Regions from separate parts of the Homo sapiens genome. Here region 2 is linked to region 1. Evidence: read pairs that join two places in POLR2A ChIA-PET (ENCODE). Cell type or tissue: OCI-LY7. All regions are shown on one strand. Links, peaks and the distances in the headings refer to the core of each region. The heading gives the core; the rest is flanking DNA.

The links. Peaks named below come from ENCODE experiments on the same cell type or tissue, not always from the same donor. Only the 100,000 strongest peaks of a DNase experiment are listed, where the experiment ranks them.
Region 2: POLR2A ChIA-PET joins it to region 1 with 5 read pairs; 1 of 35 experiments calls an interaction of 5 or more read pairs at or near these places.

What each region holds. Positions count from the first base shown.
Region 1 is chr19:13,414,545-13,419,919 of GRCh38, reverse strand. The region is part of intron 3 of CACNA1A (calcium voltage-gated channel subunit alpha1 A); the gene reads left to right. Among named protein-coding and RNA genes, the nearest start is that of CACNA1A, 89 kb to the left of the region's middle. In OCI-LY7, for the core only: no CTCF peak of the experiment used is centred there; a DNase peak (open chromatin) is centred at 2,629.
Region 2 is chr19:13,027,285-13,032,659 of GRCh38, reverse strand. The region is part of intron 2 of NFIX (nuclear factor I X); the gene reads right to left. Among named protein-coding and RNA genes, the nearest start is that of NFIX-AS1, 15 kb to the right of the region's middle. In OCI-LY7, for the core only: CTCF peaks have their summits at 2,323 and 2,528 (motif pointing right); a DNase peak (open chromatin) is centred at 2,499.

The sequences.
Region 1 (5,375 bases), core at 82-5,081:
GAAACAGGGTTTCACCATGTTGGCCAGGCTGGTCTCGAACTCCTGACCTCAAGTGGTCCACCCACCTCGGCCTCCCAAAGTGCTGGGATTACAGGCATGAGCCACCATGCCCGGCCAGGATTTTCTTCATTTTAACAGCATTCTTACTTGTCCCACATCCATTCTATCCTGGGTCTAATTAGATAACAAAATCTACAGATCTTGTTTAACTGACATTGTCCTGGGGGATACTTTTTATCTTTTGAGACAAGGTCTCACTCTGTTACCCAGGCTGGAGTGCAGTGGCCTGATAACAGCTCACTGCAGCCTCGACCACCTGGGTTCAAGCGATCCTCCCACCTCAGCCTCCAGAGTAGCTGGAACCACAGATGCATGCCACCACACCTGGCTAATTTTTAAATTTCTTGTAGAGGTGGGGTCTCCCTATGTTACCAAAGGCTGGTCTCAAACTCCTGGGCTCAAAAGAGCCTCCCACCTTAACCTCCCAAAGTGCTGGGATTACAGATATGAGCCACTGTTTCCAGCCTTGGAAATATAGTCTAAGAACTGAGTCAATAGGCGATTTTGTCATTGTGTGGACATCATGTAGAGAACTTAACACAAACCTAGATGGTATAAACTACTGCACACCTCAGTTATGGGGCATACCCTATTGCACCTAGGCTGCAAACCTGCACAGCAGGTTACTGTCTTGAATACTGTAGGCAGTTGTAACACAATGGTAAGTATTTGTGTATCTAAACATATCTAGGCCGGGCACGGTGGCTCACGCCTGTAATTCCAGATCACCTGAGGTCAGGAGTTCGAGCCCAGCCTGGCCAACATGGCGAAACTCCTTCTTTACTGAAAAATGCAAAAATTAGCCAGGTGTGGTGGCAGGCACCTGTAATCCCAGCTATTCGGGAGGCTGAGGCAGGAGAATCGCTTGAACCTGGGAGGTGGAGGTTGCAGTGAGCTGAGATCATGCCACTGCACTCCAGCCTGGGTGACAGAGCAAAACTCCATCTCAAAAAAATAAAAAATAAAAAACATATCTAAACAGAAAAGGTACAGTAAAAATACAGTTATAACCATATGGGACCACCATTGTATAGGCAGTCCGCTGTTGATCAAAACATATCAAAACATCGTTATGTAGCACATGACTGTACCATAAACCACACGGCTTCAAACAAGGGAAATGTATTCTCTCACTGTTTTGGAGGCCATAGGTCTGAAATCGAGGTGTCACCAGGGTCCCTCCAAAGGATCCGGGGGAGGATCCTTCCATTGGATTTGGAGTTGCTTCACTCCAGTCTCTGCCTCAGTGGTGACAGGGCGTTCTCCTCTTCCCTCTCAAAGTTCCCTCTTCTGCTGTGTCATAAGGATACATATGACTGCATTTAGGCCCCACTCAGAAAATCCAGGAATAAACTCTTGCCCTCATATTCTTAACTAAATCGTACCTGCATACCTTATTTTTTCTAAATAAGGTAGCATTCCAGGGATTAGGACATCAACATAACTTCTGGAGGGTTCACTGTTCAACCCACTACAGCCAGAATGCGCTTTGAATTCAGGTTCTGACATCTGGGACTGCCTCCCACGTACACACACCACTACCTTGTACTGAATGCCTGAAGGGTTCTGCCCCCACCTCCACTCCCCCAAATATTTGCTGTGGACCTGAGAAAGCTGACTTCATGGAAGCTTCATTCCATTGTTCTAAGGACTTTTCATACATTAACAAATGTCTTCTCTCTATGGGGAAAACCACAGAGAAATCAAGACAGAGTGGGGTTAAGTAACTCACCTGAGGAGGAACAGTAAGTGGCAGAGCCAGGATTCAAACCAACATGGTTTTGCACAGTTTTGACATCATTTGCAACACAAATATTGTCACAGATACCTTTTTGAGCATCTACTGTGCTAACCGCCAGGAAGGAAAAGAACATGGGGCCGGGAGAGCTCTTGACAGGGGACAGGGCTGGCCATGGAGGTCTGTGTCTTGGTGGAAGATGCTATGGTTCTCTTTTTTTTTTTTTTTTTTTGAGATGGAGTCTTGCTCTGTCACCCAGGCTGGAGTGCAGTAGTGCAATCTTAGCTCACAGCAACCTCCACCTCCCGGGTTCAAGCGATTCTCCTGCCTCAGCCTCCCAAATATCTGGGATTATAGGCACACACCACCACGCCCAGCTAATTTTTGTATTTTTAGTAGAGATGGGGTTTCACCATGTGGGCCAGGCTGGTCTCGATCTCCTGACCTTGTTGTGATCCACCCGCCTCGGTCTCCCAAAGTGCTGGGATTACAGGCATGAGCCACCACACTGGGCAACTATGGTTCTCTTTTAACTCCTTGTGCTGAAATTATTGCAGAAGCCCAGGCCAGTTCATCCCCAGAAAGTGAGGCATAAACAGGCAGAGCTCTACAGAAACAGAGAATCCACGACTGGTTTGATGGAGGCTGCCTCACTACCTACAGAATGGGCTCTGGGTGGATTGTTCTATCTGGGGAGCCAGCCCACCCACCAGTCTCAGCCCTTGGCGACTCTTTCCTGCTGTCACAGCAGCTGGACATTCAGAAACCGAAACATGACAGCCTTCCCTCCCTGTTCCTGCCCAGTGGAGTGGAAACCCCTCGGGACCCACATACCGAGCGTGCACAGCAGCACAGAGTTGCACAGTTAACACAGCGCTTCTTCTCCAGCCCTCCGGATGCAAGCTGACAGATTGGCAGCTGGCTGACTTCCAAGGTCCAGTGAGTTCTTGGCAGTCGCTTTCTGACCTGGACGAGTGGCTGCCACCTCCTGGAACATCAGGCTGCCCCCTTGGGGAGAGGGTGACGGTCTCTCTGGAAAGACTGTGAGCTTTGAGGTGGTCATCAAAAGCCATTCTTGGAAACATTCTTTGAGCTGTACCGTGCAATTCGGTCACCAATTGCACGTATTTGGATATTAATATCCGTATGTGGATATTAAATTGGTTTTGGGTTTTGTTTTGTTTTGATTGTGGCAAAATATACACAACAATCCTCCTGCCTCAGCCTCCCAAGTAGCTACAGGCATGCACCACCATACCCAGCTAATTTTTGGATTTTTTAAATTTGTTTGTTTGTTTTTGTTTTTTGAGATGGAGTGTAGCACTGTTGCCTGGGCTGGAGTGCAGTGGCGCGATCTCAGCTCACTGCCACCTCCGCCTCCTGGATTCAAGTGATTCTCTTGCCTCAGCCTCCTGAGTAGCTGGGATTACAGGCGCCCGCCAACACGCCCAGCTAATTTTTTGTATTTTTAGTAGAGATGAGGTTTTACCATGTCGGCCAGGCTTGTCTCGAACTCCTGACCTTGTGATCCACCCGCCTCAGCCTCCCAAAGTGCTGGGATTACAGGTGTGAGCCACCGCGCCCGGCCGATTTTTGTAGTTTTAGTAGAGACAGGGTTTCACCATGTTGGCTAGGCTGGTCCCGAATTCCTGATCTCAGGTGATCCACCGCCTCGGCCTCCCGAAGTGCTAGGATTACAGGCATGAGCCACCGCACACAGCCTAAATGCTGTGCCTCACGCCTGTAATCCCAACACTTTGGTAAGCTGAGGCCAGAGGATTGCTTGAGCCCAGGAGTTTGAGACCAGCCTGGGCAACATAGGAAGACCCCATCTCTATAAAAAATAAAAATAAATTAGCCAGGCGTGGTGGTGCAGGCCTGTGGTCCCAGCTACTCGGGAGGATGAGGCAGGAGGATCGCTTGAGCCCAAGAGGTCAAGGCTGCAGTGAGCTGTGATTGTGCCACTGCACTCCAGCATGGGTGAAAGAGCAAGACCTTGTCTCAAAAAAAATTAAGCGAAATTTAAAATTCTGTTTCTCACTCACACAGGCTGCACTTCAAGTGCTTAATCATCCCTTGTGGGTGGTGGCTATCATATTGGACAGCATGGATAGAGAATATTTTTATCAGCGTAGGAAGCTTCATCAGAGAGGACCGCTCAGAGGCCTGTGGGGACCAGCACAGTGCAGTAGAAGACACAGGCCAGCTGGTGAGAGACTGGTCTTCTGATCCCAGATCTGTCCCTCACTTGCTAGGTGACCTTGGACAGCTCCCTCAGTCCCTCTGGAGTTTTCTCTTCATTGTTAAATCAGGAAATTGGCCTCAGTGAATTCTGAGGCCCCATCTACTTTTTTTTTTTTTTTTTTTTTTTTTTTTTTAATTGAGACAGAGTCTCGCTCTGTTGACCAGGCTGGAGTGCAGTGGCATGATCTTGGCTCACTGTAACCTCCGCCTCCCAGGTTCAAGCAATTCTCTGCCTCATCCTCCCCAGTAGCTGGGACTACAGGCGTGCACCACCATGCCTGGGTAATTTTTGTGTTTTCAGTAGAGACCGGGTTTTGCCATGTTGGCCAGGCTGGTCTCAAACTCCCAACCTTGAGTGATCCTCCCGCCTCGGCCTCCCAAAGTGCTGGGATTACAGGTGTGAGCCACCACGCCTGGCCTCATCTAGTTCTAAATGTTATGACCCACTCAGCTCTGAAGACAAGGGAGGAACATCCTCTCAGTCTAGCTCTGACATGCAGAAGCCTCTCACCCTGTCCCCCAGGTCATAAAGGCAGGCGTGTTGTGAAGAGCACAGAATGGGCTGAGAAAAATATGCAGGGATTGCGTCTATCTCCCTTCCTTCCGCACGTTTCCTTGTCGGCACCACCTGCCTCTATTCCGCGCCGCACACACACCCGCCTTCTCTCTGTCTCGGAGGAAGACAGGATCTTCCATCCCCCAAATCCTGCCCTGATTCCTACTCTGAAGCCTCTGCCCTGACTCCTTTAAGCTCCCTGGGAATACAGCCCATCTCCTATGCCCTCCTCATCCCAGTAGTTCCTACCTTCCCCAAAATCGCTTTGGGAAAGTCCCCCAATGAGTAACCAGCTGTCCTACATGGGCATCTCAGAACTTCTCTTCTGTTGTTGTTGTTGTTTGTTTTGCTTTTGTTTTGAGACAGGATCTCTCTTTTTCACCCAGGCTCGAGTGCAGAGGTGTGATCTCAGCTCACTGTAGCCTTGACCTCCCAGGCTCAGGCGATCCTCCCCCCTCAGCCTCTGGAATAGCTGGGACTACAGGCACACGCCACCACACCCGGGCAAATTTTTTTTAGGACTTTTGGTAGAAATGGAGTTTCGCCGTGTTGCCCAGGCTGGTCTCTAACTCCTGGGCTCAAGCGATCCGCCCACTTTGGTCTCTCAAAGTGCTGGGACTACAGACATGAGCCACCACACCCGGCAGAGCTTCTATTTCTTGAGTGTGTTCTCAGCCATGCTAAGACATTTTCTCTTCTCAGCCTGATGATGCTTTTGGCTTGTGTTTCTTTGTTTTTAATTACCCCTTCCCAGTCGCTGTCATGGGATCATGAGGG
Region 2 (5,375 bases), core at 139-5,138, 390 kb after region 1:
AACCTCTCACTCCCTCTCCCTCATTCTCTGATTTAGGGTGGGAAGCCCCAACCTGTATTCTGAAGTACTGAGTCTCCAAGAAGTGTGTATGCTAGTAGAATCCCTTCAAAGGCGGAATCTGGGACAAAAAAGGAAAAATAACAAAGTCAAAGTTCACAACTGTGCAAATCCACAGCTGTGAGGAGTCCTCGAACGATGCAACACACAGGGGAATGTCATGTGCCAGACACCTCAGACCTTTCCTCTACCCAACAGGCAGGGCTGCCCTTAGGCCTAGCACATAAGATCTGCCCAAAGTGTTTGTAGGATGAATCAATAACTATATTTAAACCCCTACACCTCCTCCTGTCACCCTGGGAGCTCCACCCAACCCTCCACTCCTACACTAGCCCTCTCTTCAGAAGGCTGCCGTTCAACTCTGAGCCCCCAACTCAGAAAGGAGTTCCAGGGAGCCAACTCCTCTGAGAATGAAGCAACCCAAATAAAAATTTTAAAACCCAGAAGCTCTTTCTCTCCTGCCCCCCTCCCCCTCCACTGGCAAATGAAAACAAACAAGAAATCAAAGAGGCCTTTTGTGCGAGCACCGCGCTGACACGGCTGGGGCCTTTGAAAAGACTTCTGAATCGGACACTGAAGGATAAAATAACTGAAGCGTGGCAGCTCCTGAGACAGAAGGGCGGGGGTGGAGGGATGGGACGGACAGGGCAAAGAGAAAAAGGGGTGGGGAGGGAGTCACCTTCTTCCCTAGGCAGAAAAGGGGACACTCAGCTGTCCCCTCTCTGCCCAGCTGCTACAGGAAGCCAGGACAGAGGGAGAACGTAGCACTGGCCTCATTACCCCTTCTAACCCACTCTTCCTCTGGCATCCCAGGTCTCTGTAACACTAGAGGGTGGCCAAGAAGGACCTTGCCTCCCAATTCACAGCCCACTGTGAGCTATCCCCCAAATAAGGCCCTTTGGGCTTTCCCTCCCCTCCAGCATGGGTCACTGCAGGTTCACGCCTACGCCTACGGGAGGAAGCCTTCTAGAAGATATCATCGGGCCTTTACCCAAAGCCTGCCAGGTACACGCAAGATTCTCTTATTCTTAGAGATCTAGGAACCCCTAGGCCAGGACCTTGCTCACAGTAAGTTGACTAAGTGTGCATTTCATGGATAAAGGGAATTCTACCATGCTTTGGAAGCGCCAAAAAGTAAACCAAGTTCTCAGGAAGTCCTTCTGCACGTCTGGACCCCAGCCCTTCTGCTGCAGAGTAGCCCTGTTTCCTCTGGGTCAGCAATAGAGCACGGCTGGTCACCATGCCCATAATTATGGGATCAGGCCTCTAGGTCCCCTCTGGCTTGTTCACGGTCGGCGCTTTGCTGGCTCAAGCTCCGACAAAGGTGACTCTTTTTTCCCCCATGTCATAGCCTCCAATTCAGCCAGCAGAGCAAGCACTCTACTGAGAAACCCCCTGCATGTTGTAGGCAATGGGAGCTCTTGACTGGTTGGGTGGACAGCACTATGAACAAAAGGGACAAGAGCAGGTGGTCAAAGGAGTCTGAGAATAAGACCAAGCCCAAGCATAAGGATTGGGTCTGGGCATTTCTGTTCTCCTCTTTGGGGTCATGCCCCGCTCTGAGGCCAGCCTGAGCCCCATCATTATTCCACATCACCCAGACCCAGCACCCCAAGTTGTATTAACAGACACGAATGTCCAAAACAAAGGTGGCCAGGGCCAGCTTCACGGGTGTGCAACTTGCGTGCCCCCCACGCTTGGTTAAATGCTCTAACTGATGTCGTGCTGTAATTCCTAAAAATTTTGAACAAGGAGCCCCACATTTTCATTTTGCACTGAGCCCTGCACAGTATGTAGCTGGAAGGCCCTGAAAATTATGTAGCCACCATGGCTGGCTAGGATCTGATCATGCTTGGAGTTTCTGTGTTCAATTCTGAACACTCCAGTTTCAGAAATTTTATGAATCAGAGGGACCAAAACAAACCAGAGGGCTTCCAGGAGGTGGTTACCAAAATGGCAAGGGCACTAGGAGCCATGTGAAATGTGGGAGGCATTAGGGACTGGTGATATTCAGGCTGGAGAGGAGACAGCTTCCTGGGGAGAAGGGTGGAAGGGAGACATAAGAGCTGCCTTTGGTATTTCAAATGCTGTCCTGTTACAGGAAAATCAGCTTTCACCTGGGTCATCCCTTAAGAGAAAAAAAAGACCAACAAGTAAAGGTGACAGAGAGTCAGCCTTGGGCTCCCTAAATCATAACAATTGTCCTCAATCACAGCAGCTGCCGTCCTGCTATGTGCCGGTATCTTTACATATTAGCTGGTTTAATCCCTGGAACCATCCTACAAGCTAGACATGGAAGAATGGAAGAATTTTACAACCAAAGCTGACCTTTGAATGACAGTGACACCTCTTCTGGGATGTTCTAAAGGGGACCCTACATTGGGTTAAAAGATAATCTGTAGATCCTGCTAATTTTAGGCGTCAGTTCCAGGGCCCTGCGATCTTTGTCAGCCCTGGCACCAGATGGCGCTGCCTCAAAGACGCAGACCAGTGGCATTTCTGGGCCTTGAAAAAGGAGGCAATGGATGAGGCGGCACAGGGTCCATGGTGGGGGTGGACCTGGAGAAAGCGGCGGGTGCTCCTGTGGACCCTCCCACATACTCACCCCAGAGCCAACAGTCGGGTTGGGCATCCAGCAAAGGCTTGGGGAACCTCGCTGGCACCAGCCCCGTCTTGGCAGTATGGACACAGCTGAACAATGCCCTCCACCGCCAAGGAAGGACGTGGATGGGCAGCCCTCCCTCAGACCTGAAAACTAGTGCCTGCTACAAAGCCCCAAACCCTAAACTAGAGTGCCGAAACCAAGAAGCTCTCATACCTGAGAAGGCAACCCCACAGGTGAAAAAGTTCACTTAGACAAATCTTCAGGTGCTAACCCATTTCCTGCGACAGGTAAGGCTAAGCTCAGCTGTCCCGGGACCTGAAGGTAGGGAGGGAGGGGAGGCCGAATCTGCTCTCAGAGCACCACACTCACTGAATCACTCGGGGCAGCGCAGCCTGCAGAGTCCAGCTGAGGAAACCCCACAGGACAAACAACCTGTTTCCTTCAACGACAACAACAATGACAACTGCCAGAAAAGAAACCAAGACTAAGGAAGAGGAAGAGGAGAAGGACTACCTAGAGATTATGATGAGTCTTTTGAGACTGATCAACCCATCGCAATGCAGGACTGACCCCATCTGGATCCTGATTCAAACAAACTATAAACAAAAAATTAAGTGATAATTAGGGAAATGTGAACATTAACCAGTATCTGATGATACTAAAAAAAAATGCTGAATTTTTAATGGGTATAATAGTGGTATTGTGGTTTGGTTTTTCAAGAGTCCGTATCTTTAGAGATGTGCACAAAAACATTTACAGATGAAAAGCTATAATGCCTGGATCTTCTAAATAACTCAGCATGGGTGGGCAGTTGGGAGGATGGTTGAATTGAGATTGGCCGTGATCTGGCGATTGCTGGCACTAGTGGTGGGTACACAGGAGTTCTTTCTATGTGGGAAGCTCTCCATCATTAAAGAGTTTAGATAAAGAAAAGAGCCACCACTCAAATACCTGGACTTCGTGGGGATTCCGCTGCAGGCGCACAGGAGGGATCTGACAGGGTGACGCTGACAGTTCCATTCGCTCAAGTATTTTGTTAGCTTTGGATTTTTTTTTTTCTTTCCTAGGACCAAGGCTTAGGTGTCAGGGAAGGTCTGAAGGCACTGGTTCACCTTCAGGGTGCTGCAGAAACTTTGGAGATAGTCTAGCAGCGGTTCTAGGCCAGCTCGGCCATCCTTTCTCACACAAGCAGAGATCTCTCTCCTGGCCCTCCCCAGCTCACCCGTCCCTGGCCACCTGTTCTGGGATACCCGCTTTGAATGGAAGGATATCACCAGGAAATGGATACCCTCCTCCCCACGGCAGTGCTCTCTGACCCTGCCCTGCCTCAACCTCCCTTCCTAAACACAGACAGACACACAGACAGACTCCTTCCCAGCAGGAAGGCCAGCCGCATGGCAGCCTTTTGGACCTAGTATTCTGTATTTGGACCCAGTATTCTGGGAGTGGAGTTTCAACGCCAAACACACGTCCTTTATTCCCTCTCGAACATGTCATCTCTTGAAGCTTCATCTGGGACATAACAAGGGCTCAGGAAGGCCATGGGTGACAATGGCACCTGGGAGCAAAGCCACACCCCCACATTTACCACCACATCACCGTTACTGTCATGAAACCCAGGACCCCCAGCTCAGCCCAGATCTGGCTCTTCAGCCCTGTCTTAAGAAAAGGAAAAACACTTATTTCAGAGTCCAAAGCAGCTCTTGTCTGAGCCTGTGCCATCCCGGCCCCTGTCCCCAGTTTATCATCCTGGAAGGAAGGAGCAAGTGGCAGCTCTGCTGAGTGTGCCTGGCAGGCATGGGCATGGAGAAAGTGGTGCCCACAGATCGATGCTCTTTGGTGGCTCAGCCACAGAAGACATTTTCTAGCAAAGCAAGAAATGTTTTTATTTCTTGCCAGCTCAAGGAGGAAGCAAGCCATGCCTGGTCTGTGCCATCTCAAGACCACCCAACCCAACTCCAAAGAGGAACAAGTGATGCAGCCCACTGGTGGCCCGGGCTGCGCCAACTCGCCTCAACTCACTTCAGGAAGGCACACTCAAACTAAAGCAATTCCAGTGAGAAAAATCCTACCTTCACTGAAATTATCTGGAGTCTGGGGCCTGAATGATATAAAATACACCCTTAGTTCCCTACTCTGCTTTTGTAGAGGAGACTCGGCCTCAGCCCCAGCCCAGAGAAGTGGCCTCGGCTACATGGAATGGGGTATGAATTCACTCATATTCCTGGGCGAATGATCTCTTAAGCTGGCAGGGAGGCATGGTGGGGCCTTTCTTCTGGCCAGGAAACGGTCTGCTTCCTCACATACTTTTCATCCTACCTTAGCCCCACACTGGCAGCAGTCAAGAATTCGGCCTAAAATAAAAGAGGCCAGGGAAACAACTCAGCTACAAGGATCCAGTCAGAGAGCGGGGTTGGAGGAAGCCAGCTCAGAGGAAGATGAGTGTTGATTTTCATCTTAGATGCTCTCGAGCCCCTGGTTCTAAAATTGGAAGGTGCAGAATCCCCTTGTGCAGGAGTATCTGATGGCCACACTGGTAAGCTCGAGGCTCCGAGCCTTCTGCAAGCCACCAGTCACCTCCAATACTACCAGGCACACACCCTCCCAAATCTGGCTTGCTGTATAGACAGAGAATGAGGGGATAACTTTTTTTTCCCTCTCAGTCTGTTTTCCAAAAAGAAAAAAGACAAAAGAAAAAATTCAAGCTGAAGGG